Linked DNA regions of Homo sapiens: region 2 is linked to region 1. The links are chromatin loops, found by intact Hi-C in ENCODE. Cell type or tissue: A673. All regions are shown on one strand. Links, peaks and the distances in the headings refer to the core of each region. The heading gives the core; the rest is flanking DNA. Region 1 holds the start of LOC124905189 (a long non-coding RNA gene). Region 2 has its middle 66 kb from the start of MIR8088.

The links. A loop is a pair of places that touch in the nucleus more often than their neighbours do. Peaks named below come from ENCODE experiments on the same cell type or tissue, not always from the same donor. Only the 100,000 strongest peaks of a DNase experiment are listed, where the experiment ranks them.
Region 2: it touches region 1 in a loop (2.3-fold over the local background); 2 of 110 quality-filtered maps call a loop at or near these places.

What each region holds. Positions count from the first base shown.
Region 1 is chrX:52,352,131-52,356,527 of GRCh38, forward strand. LOC124905189 (a long non-coding RNA gene) reads left to right here and starts at 3,833. Exons shown (of 2, transcript XR_007068240.1): 1 at 3,833-3,978. In A673, for the core only: no CTCF peak of the experiment used is centred there; a DNase peak (open chromatin) is centred at 1,921.
Region 2 is chrX:52,268,788-52,273,184 of GRCh38, forward strand. No RefSeq gene overlaps it. Among named protein-coding and RNA genes, the nearest start is that of MIR8088, 66 kb to the right of the region's middle. In A673, for the core only: CTCF peaks have their summits at 640 and 2,631; a DNase peak (open chromatin) is centred at 2,624.

The sequences.
Region 1 (4,397 bases), core at 255-4,254:
TGTCCACCACCCTCTCAAGTGATCCTCCCACCTCAGCCTCCCAAGTAGCTGGGACTACAGGCACAAACCGCCATGCCCAGCTGGTGTGTGTGTGTGTGTGTGTGTGTGTGTGTGTGTGTAGACATGGGGTCTCACTATGTTGGCCAGGCTGGTCTCAAACTCCTGGCCACAAGGGATCATCCTGCCTTGGCCTCCCAAAGTGCTGGGATTACAGGAATGAGCCACTGCGTCAGGACAGGTTCCACTTTCTAGACTAATTGCAGTTTGCAAGTGTTGTGGCTCAGAAAACAATATCCCAGAATGGAGGCCTCAGAAGCAGCCTCAGAAGTAAAAGTTTTTCTGTGACCTTATCCTGCCCTCTTATCTCTCAGTCCCATTCTCCCTTGAGGCTAGCCATAGAAACTAGGATCCCTCCTCCCCAAAGTGGGTCTTAGAAACCAGAAGTCCTTTTCTCCAAGCTAGTCATCAAGCCTAAAAATATGATTCTAATTTTCCCTCTGTTTTTCTGTGTAAAAAACAGGCCATAAAGAAATTACCTGTCCTACCTTGTTCAACTATATAAGTCATAAGACACCCATTCCAGAGAGGGTCCTGCCCCCCATACCCAGAAGGAAGGAATGCTGCTCAGAAAGGCCTAGAAGAATCCAGACAGACGGGTCTTGCTGGGTTTCCCCACTCAATCTATTTGCATTAGATCATACCCTTTTTTTCCAATCATATTTTTGCCTGGCTGTCCATACTTTGTTGAACCTGAGCATGAAAATGGACAATGTCCCCTATATTTTTGGATCTTAATTCTGAAGGCTCCCATACATACATATTAAATAAATTTGTATGCCTTTTCTCCTATTAATCTGCCTCATGTCAGGGATTTCCAGTGAGCCTTTAAAGGGCCAAGGCCCATGGCCCCTACATAACAAAGGACTAATAGCCTGACTCTGCTTCCCTAACCTTTCTCCTGGTGCACACACTTTGGTAAGGCACTTTGACCATTCAATACAGCTGTCACCAGCAAAGCATTGAACTTTTCCAGCCTGCTCACTAAATAAATGATAGAGACAAAAGGGATAAGAAGTTATGCAAACCCATCTAAATTTGTTTTAAAATGTGAATTTTCATCCCAATCAATTTCAGAACATCATGAGTATTACTGGTTATTTATTAAATTGTTTTTTCTGGGCTGGGCACAGTGGCTCATACCTGTAATTCTACTGCTTTGGGAGCTGAGGCATGAGGATCCCTTGAGCCCAGGAGGTAGAGACTACAGAGAACCATGATTGTACCACAGCACTCCAGCCTGGGTGATGAAGCAAGACCCTGTCTCAAAAAAAAAAAAAAAAAAAAAAAAAAAACCTCTATGAAAATTATTTTGTTCTGCTTGCATATGACCATTTCAGACAAAAGGTCTAGAGGAGAATCGATGATAATAGAAGAAATGGAAAGTTTCGATTACAGAATGGCACACACTGATTTTCTAACAATGAAGAAAACACGAAACCTGACACCTGGAAAGAGTCAAGCCAGAGAGAGGGGACGTTAATGATCTCTGTTTTTCAAAATGGTTTCTGAAAACTTTCCCTTTTTCCTGAAAAAACGCTCCCCATTCAGCCATCCCAAGCTACTGTAAGTATATTGAAATCACACTGACTGCTGAGCACACAATCACATCTGACAGAGCTGCAACTAGCGAAGGGACAGCAGGGGCAACCCAGCTCCTGAACATCCCACTCAGAACACCTACAGATGTCATCCAGGTTTGTAAAGAGGAAGAACTGGTGTCAATGGTTAACAGAACCTGGACTGACTGCCTTCTGTCAGTCCCTCTGAAACCAAGGACACAAATGACTTGTTTGGAATGCACAGGGAACCCTAGAGGGAAAGGTCCCACAGTGGGAGGCCACCCTGGGGGCCTTTGCAAGTTCCTGCCTGACTAATGTATGTCCTGCTGAGGGTGCACTTAAAATGGTAAATGTTAGGTTTCCAGGGATATAATCATGTACTTGCATGTGCCCCCTAACTATCCTGATACTGACTTAGCTATGAAAGGCCTTCACATCAGCTTCAGCTTACTGGCCAGAGCTATGCTGAGCCTGAATTGGTGGCTTGGGTTGGGCAAAAAAGGTTAATGCAAAAATTTAAGTAGGAAGTCAGCTGCCTTTCTAAGATAAACCTTCATGGTTACTGGGATTTGTATTAATTGGCTGTGATGGTAAACTTGATTTGTCAACTTGACTGGGCCAGAGTACACAGGTATTTGTTCAAACACCAGACTAGGTATCTCTGTGCAGGTAATTTTAAATGAGACTAACATTAAAATCAGTAGACTTTGAGTAAAGCAAATTACACTCCATGATGTGGGTTGGCCTCATCCAATAACTTCAAGGCCTTAAAGAGAAAAAAGACTGGGTTTCCCCCAGTGAAGAAAATATTCTGCCTGCAGACTGTCTGTGAATTTGAGCTATCTTACATGGGTCTCCAGAATGATGTCCTGCCCTACATAATTTGGATTTGCCAGCCCCCACAGTTGCATGAGCCAGTTCCTCAACATCAATTTCAACAATCTCTCTCTCTCTCTTTGTCTTTCTCTCTCTCTCTTTCTACACACACACACACACACACACACACACACACACACACACACACGGAGGAGCCCGAACCAATAGGGTGCTTACATCTGGGACCCTTAAAGGGCATAACAGAGATCAGTACTGCAGGTTGGTCTCACTCTGCTGCATGGGTTCTAAGGCAGAGTGCTGTGGTGTTCCCCTCCCACCCTCTACAGACTGACATCCGTGTGGCTCATCACTGTGATGCAGGGTTTGGCCATCCAACCATTAGAAATCACTACAATTCCACAAGGGTTCTCTGCTCTCCTTCTGCCTGTCATGTACTCTGTTCTATCCGGAAGACACAGCGATCTACTGGATACGATTCCAACCTTCCAGGAATGACCTGAAAACCTGGTGAGGGAGATACACTTGGAAAGAGAAGTTCAGTGAAATAACAGCAACAGGCATAGCTGGTGTGTTCACCAACTCATGAGAGATCACACTATCAACATCTTCCACTTGATTTTCCCCATCAATTAACAGCTTATCCTGGAAACAATCCCTTTGGTAGGTAAGTTGGATTCCCCTCATTGTTTCCCCAAGGCATGTGGAGCTACAAAGCAAACTGATACTGGTATGTTGTGTGAGAGTGGAGTCCAAGAATGGAATGCTCTGCAGTGATGTGATTGCCAAAGCAGTCAATTAGTCTTTGTAAGTTCCCAGATGAAGTACCATTTACAAGCCTCTCTCAGTTTACAGGGAGTGACATGTATGGAAAATCCAGTTTATTTAAGACTCTGGAAAAAGTCATTTGCCTCACTGTAACACTCAGTCCCCAAATGCCAGTAGACTCCGCCAATCATTCCAACAATCAAAGCTGCCCTCCAAAATGCCCCAAAGTGGGCAATGATATTCTGGCCACCACTTTAGAATTCATAAGAAGTACCCTCAAAACTCTTATTTACATCAAAAGGATAGGAATGTTGCAGTCGGTACAAAGGAAATAACACAGCACCATGGAGCAGGACACAATATTCCCGAGAAAGGATTGTGGGCACCTTCCTCCTCTGTGTTGCTTTCTGTGATTAAAAAAAAAGTGGTTCAGGGCCAGCTGGGGTGTGCAGTGAAGCTTCATTTCAAAGGTCAACCACTGCCATGGGACATTGATGCTCAGGATGGTTCTGTGGTAGTCATAACTCTGGTATCCTGAGACTAGTGTCCTTCTCCTAGGCAAGGGCAGCCCCAGGCTGGGGCACAGGAGAAAAGGCCCAGGCTAGGTTGTCAGTCTGCTAGGGACAGCTGTTTGTTGTGGGATCACAGATGAGATCAGGAGAAGGACAACTGAAAGGAGAAGAGAGGAGACCATCTCACACTGTCCAATATCACACTGTCCTGATTACCATAGTTACCATACACATCTTGAAATCAGGTAATAAGAGTCTTCCAATATTCTTTGTCTTTTATAAAATTGTTAGGCTATTATATTCCCTTTTCTTTTCCATATAAATTTTAAAGTCAGCTTGCCAATTTCTATTATAGAAACAAAAGGCTGCAAGGATTTTGATTGGGTTTACATTGAATGTATAGATTATTTGAGAGAAACTTATATATTGATAATCTTCAGTCTTGCAATCCATTAACATGGTATGTCTCTTCATTTATTTCAGCTTGCATTAATATTTCTCAGCAATGCTTTTCAGTCAGGTCTTGCACACATTTTGTTAAATTTTACCACTAAATATTTCATGGGGTTTTTGGTGCTATATTAAGTGATATTGATTTTTAATTTTCAATTGTTTGTTGCTGGTATATAAAAACAGCATTGACTTTTGCATATTTATCTTGAGC
Region 2 (4,397 bases), core at 250-4,249, 83 kb before region 1:
ATTATTACTACAATAATCTCTTGCCTGCGAAGATAAAAGTTGAACATAACTTTATTATTGATTCTAGGAACTGCATAAAAGGCCTATCCACTGTTCAGTAAAAAGTGCCAAATGGCATTTTACAACCTCAAGACTCTTTGAACCACTTGCCTTAAAATCCTTGACTTGCTGTGTCCACCAAACCTAAAACCAGCATATCACTATTCCCACCCAATCACATCCTTCCCCTACATTGAAAGACCTGCTTTATGCCAGATTTCAAAATATGAATAAGTGTCCCCCAAATCCTTCTACCTCTGAGACTCTGCTAAGACCCTGTTCAGGAAGTACTCTTCCTTACAGCCTTATGCAATAAAGTTAGCTTTGCTTATCAACAAGTTATTTGGCTGATATTTGGGGAGTACAGCATATGATGAGTATAGTCACCACTGCTGTACTTCATGTCAGAGTAGACTGAGCCTAAATCCTAGGTCCAGTATCTATGGATATTTCTGAACCATGCACTGTGACCACAGGCATATTCAGGGAAATCAGTTACCAGTCAGGAGATTTAAATGTAAAAGAACGTAACCAAAAAAAGGAAACAGGTCTTAATGTATTTATTCTACGATGCCGCTATGGTCTTGCTGTTGTGGCGCCCCCTGGACAGGGTAGGAAGGTGGGCCATAGAGGGGAGGTGGATCAGCTCAGAAAAGGGTGAGTTGTGAAAGGAGACACTATCTGAAGTATTTGAGTCCTGGAGGCATATGAAACTGCCCACAGATAACTGATTCTGGAGTTTTTAGTGGGGACCTGGGAAGGGGCAGGGTGGAGTAGGATGGGGCGGGGCACTGCAGTCTAAGAGGCAAGAGCCGGCCTCAGTGCACATGTTTGCTGGGTGTCTTCCCGTCTGCCCCTTCGCACTGCGTGGTGAATGCCGCCAAGCTGCGCGGGTGCTGGTTACATTCCTACCGTCTGGACTCTTTCTGGATGACTGAGACACAGCTGATAGGTCCATAGGTCAGTCCTCCCAGGAGTTTAAGTGTCAGTGAAGTGTCAGGTGGAGTTAGCAGGCTTTGGGCAGGTCAGGCAGTGTGGTAGGTGGCTTCACAGCGGGAAGGGCCTGGAGGTCATTGTTCTTTTAAGAGGTGGCTATTCTGCCGCCAGCCTTGTCGTTGTGGGACAGGGGAGGAAAGTGGGTCATGGAGGGGAGGAAGGTCAGCAGAAGATGAGGTGAGTTTTGGAGGAGGACATTATTTGAGGCATCTGAGCCTTTGAGGCTATGAAACCGCACACAGAGGATGGATTCCGGAGTCTTTAGTGGGGAACTGGGAGAGAGGGTGGGACAGACTGGTGCACCACAGCTGCCATGAATGGTGACAAGTTGGACATAACCAGGTCCACATGTGCTTGTGCCTTTCCACAATATCAGGCTTTTATTGATGCTAATTCAGTCGTAAAAGCCACAAGCTACACGGAGTTCCTAAGGAGGCAGTTCTCCTTAGCACTTATCGTTCACCTGGTAGTTAGAGCAGCAGGCACACAAACTCAAGCCACTCCACAAGTCAGTCAGTATTGCAAACCATACATAACAGTATGCTAAATCAATTTATAAGTGTTATAAGTTAAACATTCCACAACAAAGTAACACTTTTCATCAAAGTAAAACTTTTTCATTGAGAGGAAAAAGAGGACAAAGGGTTAAGGAACCAGTCCAGGGGGGGTGAAGAAGACAAAAAGAGTCCTGGTCTGGGCTGAGTGGTCCATGGGTCTTGCAAGGAAGTCTTTGACGTGGCAGAGCCTTTGGCAGCAAATGCCAAGTTCTTGTCATGATTGATTGCAAGAAGGTGTCAGTTAAGACAGATGTTTGAAACTGCTGAAGGCCTAATCTTTTATAGTCACAGGGTCCTCTGGTAAGAGCTGATCGTGGAAGAGTGCTTGTTTGTGTCCTTATCTGGTTGGATGCAGTCTTCATGTTTTATTTGTTTATTAAACAAAACATGCTATTATTGTTGGCAAAGTGCCCTATGAAATATAAAATGGAGTATTTTTCTAAGATGGTGTTAGTTATGTCAAGGGTGCTCTATACAATCTACTCCAAGATTTTAGTAATCATAATGCAAACAATGTTTGAGGAAGGGGTTACAAAAATAAAAAATGACAAGTCACCATGGGAATTAATTTCCTCTTGGTAACTTGTTTACAATTTTGTGTTACAAAGGCTGAAAACGCAGATCTTAAGTATATGGTAAGCAAAGAGGATGTTTACAATGAAGATGACAACGTTCTGTAAATGTTCACAGATATATTTAGACCAATTCCAGAGTCCAGTTTTTAATATATTGATTGGGTTCCAGTCTGACCATGAGCCTTCATAAGGGGTATGGCTAAAAGTCTTCTTAATCATTTGGAAGAAGATGCATCTTCTGTGTAAGCCATCTAGTTTGAATGCTATTTTATTTGTGTTTAGTATTGCTAGTCCATGTGTTACTACCTCAGTGGTGTGTTTTAATTGTGCTAATTCTGTTTGGAATGTGTCATGAACTTGTTGAAGTTCCTTAGAGCTTCCTTGTGAAAGAGGAAAAGTTCCCTTATCCCCTCACAGGGCATGTGATGTGGGTGTGGCTTGCTTCTTCAGTGCCTGCTGCTCAAACCTCTAGGGGGAGCATGCAGACAGGCATGTTGTGGGGCTCTGACCCCAAGGCAGTGTCTAGGGGTGAATGCTTACAGCTCCTGAAGCCCCAGTGGGAGTGTGTTACAAGGTGCTCTTTTAGTTTAGCCATCTGTAGGCAGCTTGTGTTAGCTCAATTAGACTCCCTACCTTATCGCGAGGACAGAGGGCTTTCTGTATGCCAGGATTTCTTGCCTTGGTGTACTGGAAGAATCAGATCACATGTGGGTTTGGAGAATGAATGCAATGTTTTATTGAGTGGAAGTTCTCAGCAGATGGATGTTGCAGGAAGTCAGGGACCCCAAACGGAGGGACTGGCTGAAGCCACGGCAGAAGAACGTAAATTGTGAAGATTTCATGGATATTTATTGGTTCCCCAAATTAATACTTTTATAATTTCTTATGCCTGTCTTTACTGCAATCTCTGAACATAAATTGTGAAGATTTCATGGACATTTATTACTTCTCCAATCAATAATCTTATAATTTCCTATGCCTGTCTTTACTTTAATCTCTTAATCCTGTCATCTTTGTAAGCTGAAGATGTATGTCACCTCAGGACCCTGTGATGATTGCGTTATCTGCACACATTGTTTGAAAAGCACGTGTGTTTGAACAATATGAAATCTGGGCACCTTGAAAAGAACAGGATAACAGCGATTTTCAGGGAACAAGGAAGATAACCATAAAGTCTGACTGCCTGTGAGGCCGGGCAGAACAGAGTCATATTTCTCTTCTTTCAGAAAGTGAATAGGAGAAATATCGCTGAATTATTTTCTCAGCAAGGAATAACCCTGGTAAATGCATATCTGATTGCCTTCTTTAGAGAGGCTCATCAGAAACTCAAAAGAATGCAACCATTTATTTGTCTCTTATCTACCTATGACCTGGAAGTCTCCTCCCTGCTTCGAGTTGTCCAGCCTTTGCTTCGAGTTGTCCCGCCTTTTCCAGACTGAACCAATGTTCATCTTACATATGTTGATTGATGTTGCATGTCCCCCTAAAATATATAAAACCAAACTGTGCTCTGACCACCTTGGGGACATGTCATCAGGACCTCCTGAGGCTGTGTCACAGGCATGTGTGCTCAGCCTTGGCAAAATAAACTTTCTAAATTAACTGAGACCTGTCTCAGATATTCAGGGTTCACAGTTATAATAGGTCAGTGTGTTGTTCCTCTCTAAGCTTATTATCTAATTGAAGTTTCATAAGTCTAGAGTCATTGTGGGGATTTTCGTGATGCTGATAGTTGAGTAATCTAGTTTAGGAACTTTGTCCTGACAGGTAGAGTATATAGTGTTTGATCATTGGAATATTAATTCTTTTTGTATAAAATAACCATCAATAAATAGTGGTCTTTCTAAGGCAGTTATATGTAGATTATGTCTTATCTTTCTGTGTAATTGCCATTGTGTCTTATGCCATTGAGTCTCCTCCTCTTAATTCAAGTAGATTTAATATACATTGCCCTGAATCCTGATGCTTTGGATGTATCCAATTTAACTATAGACATTTTGTCCCAATTTTCTGTGAATAATTTTCCTGATGTGTATAATGTTCCTTATGTCATTCCAAGTCTGAGTTAGTAAAATACTTAGCCTAATACACTGTGTTTGCAGCAAGTTTTTCACCATAAAGTTTCTTAATGTAAATAGGTTAGTTTTTAGGTGTTTAACTTGTGATCAATATTGTAATTGAATTCCTTTTGGGATTCTGGGAGGTCGTGTGTATGAGTCATCATTGACTA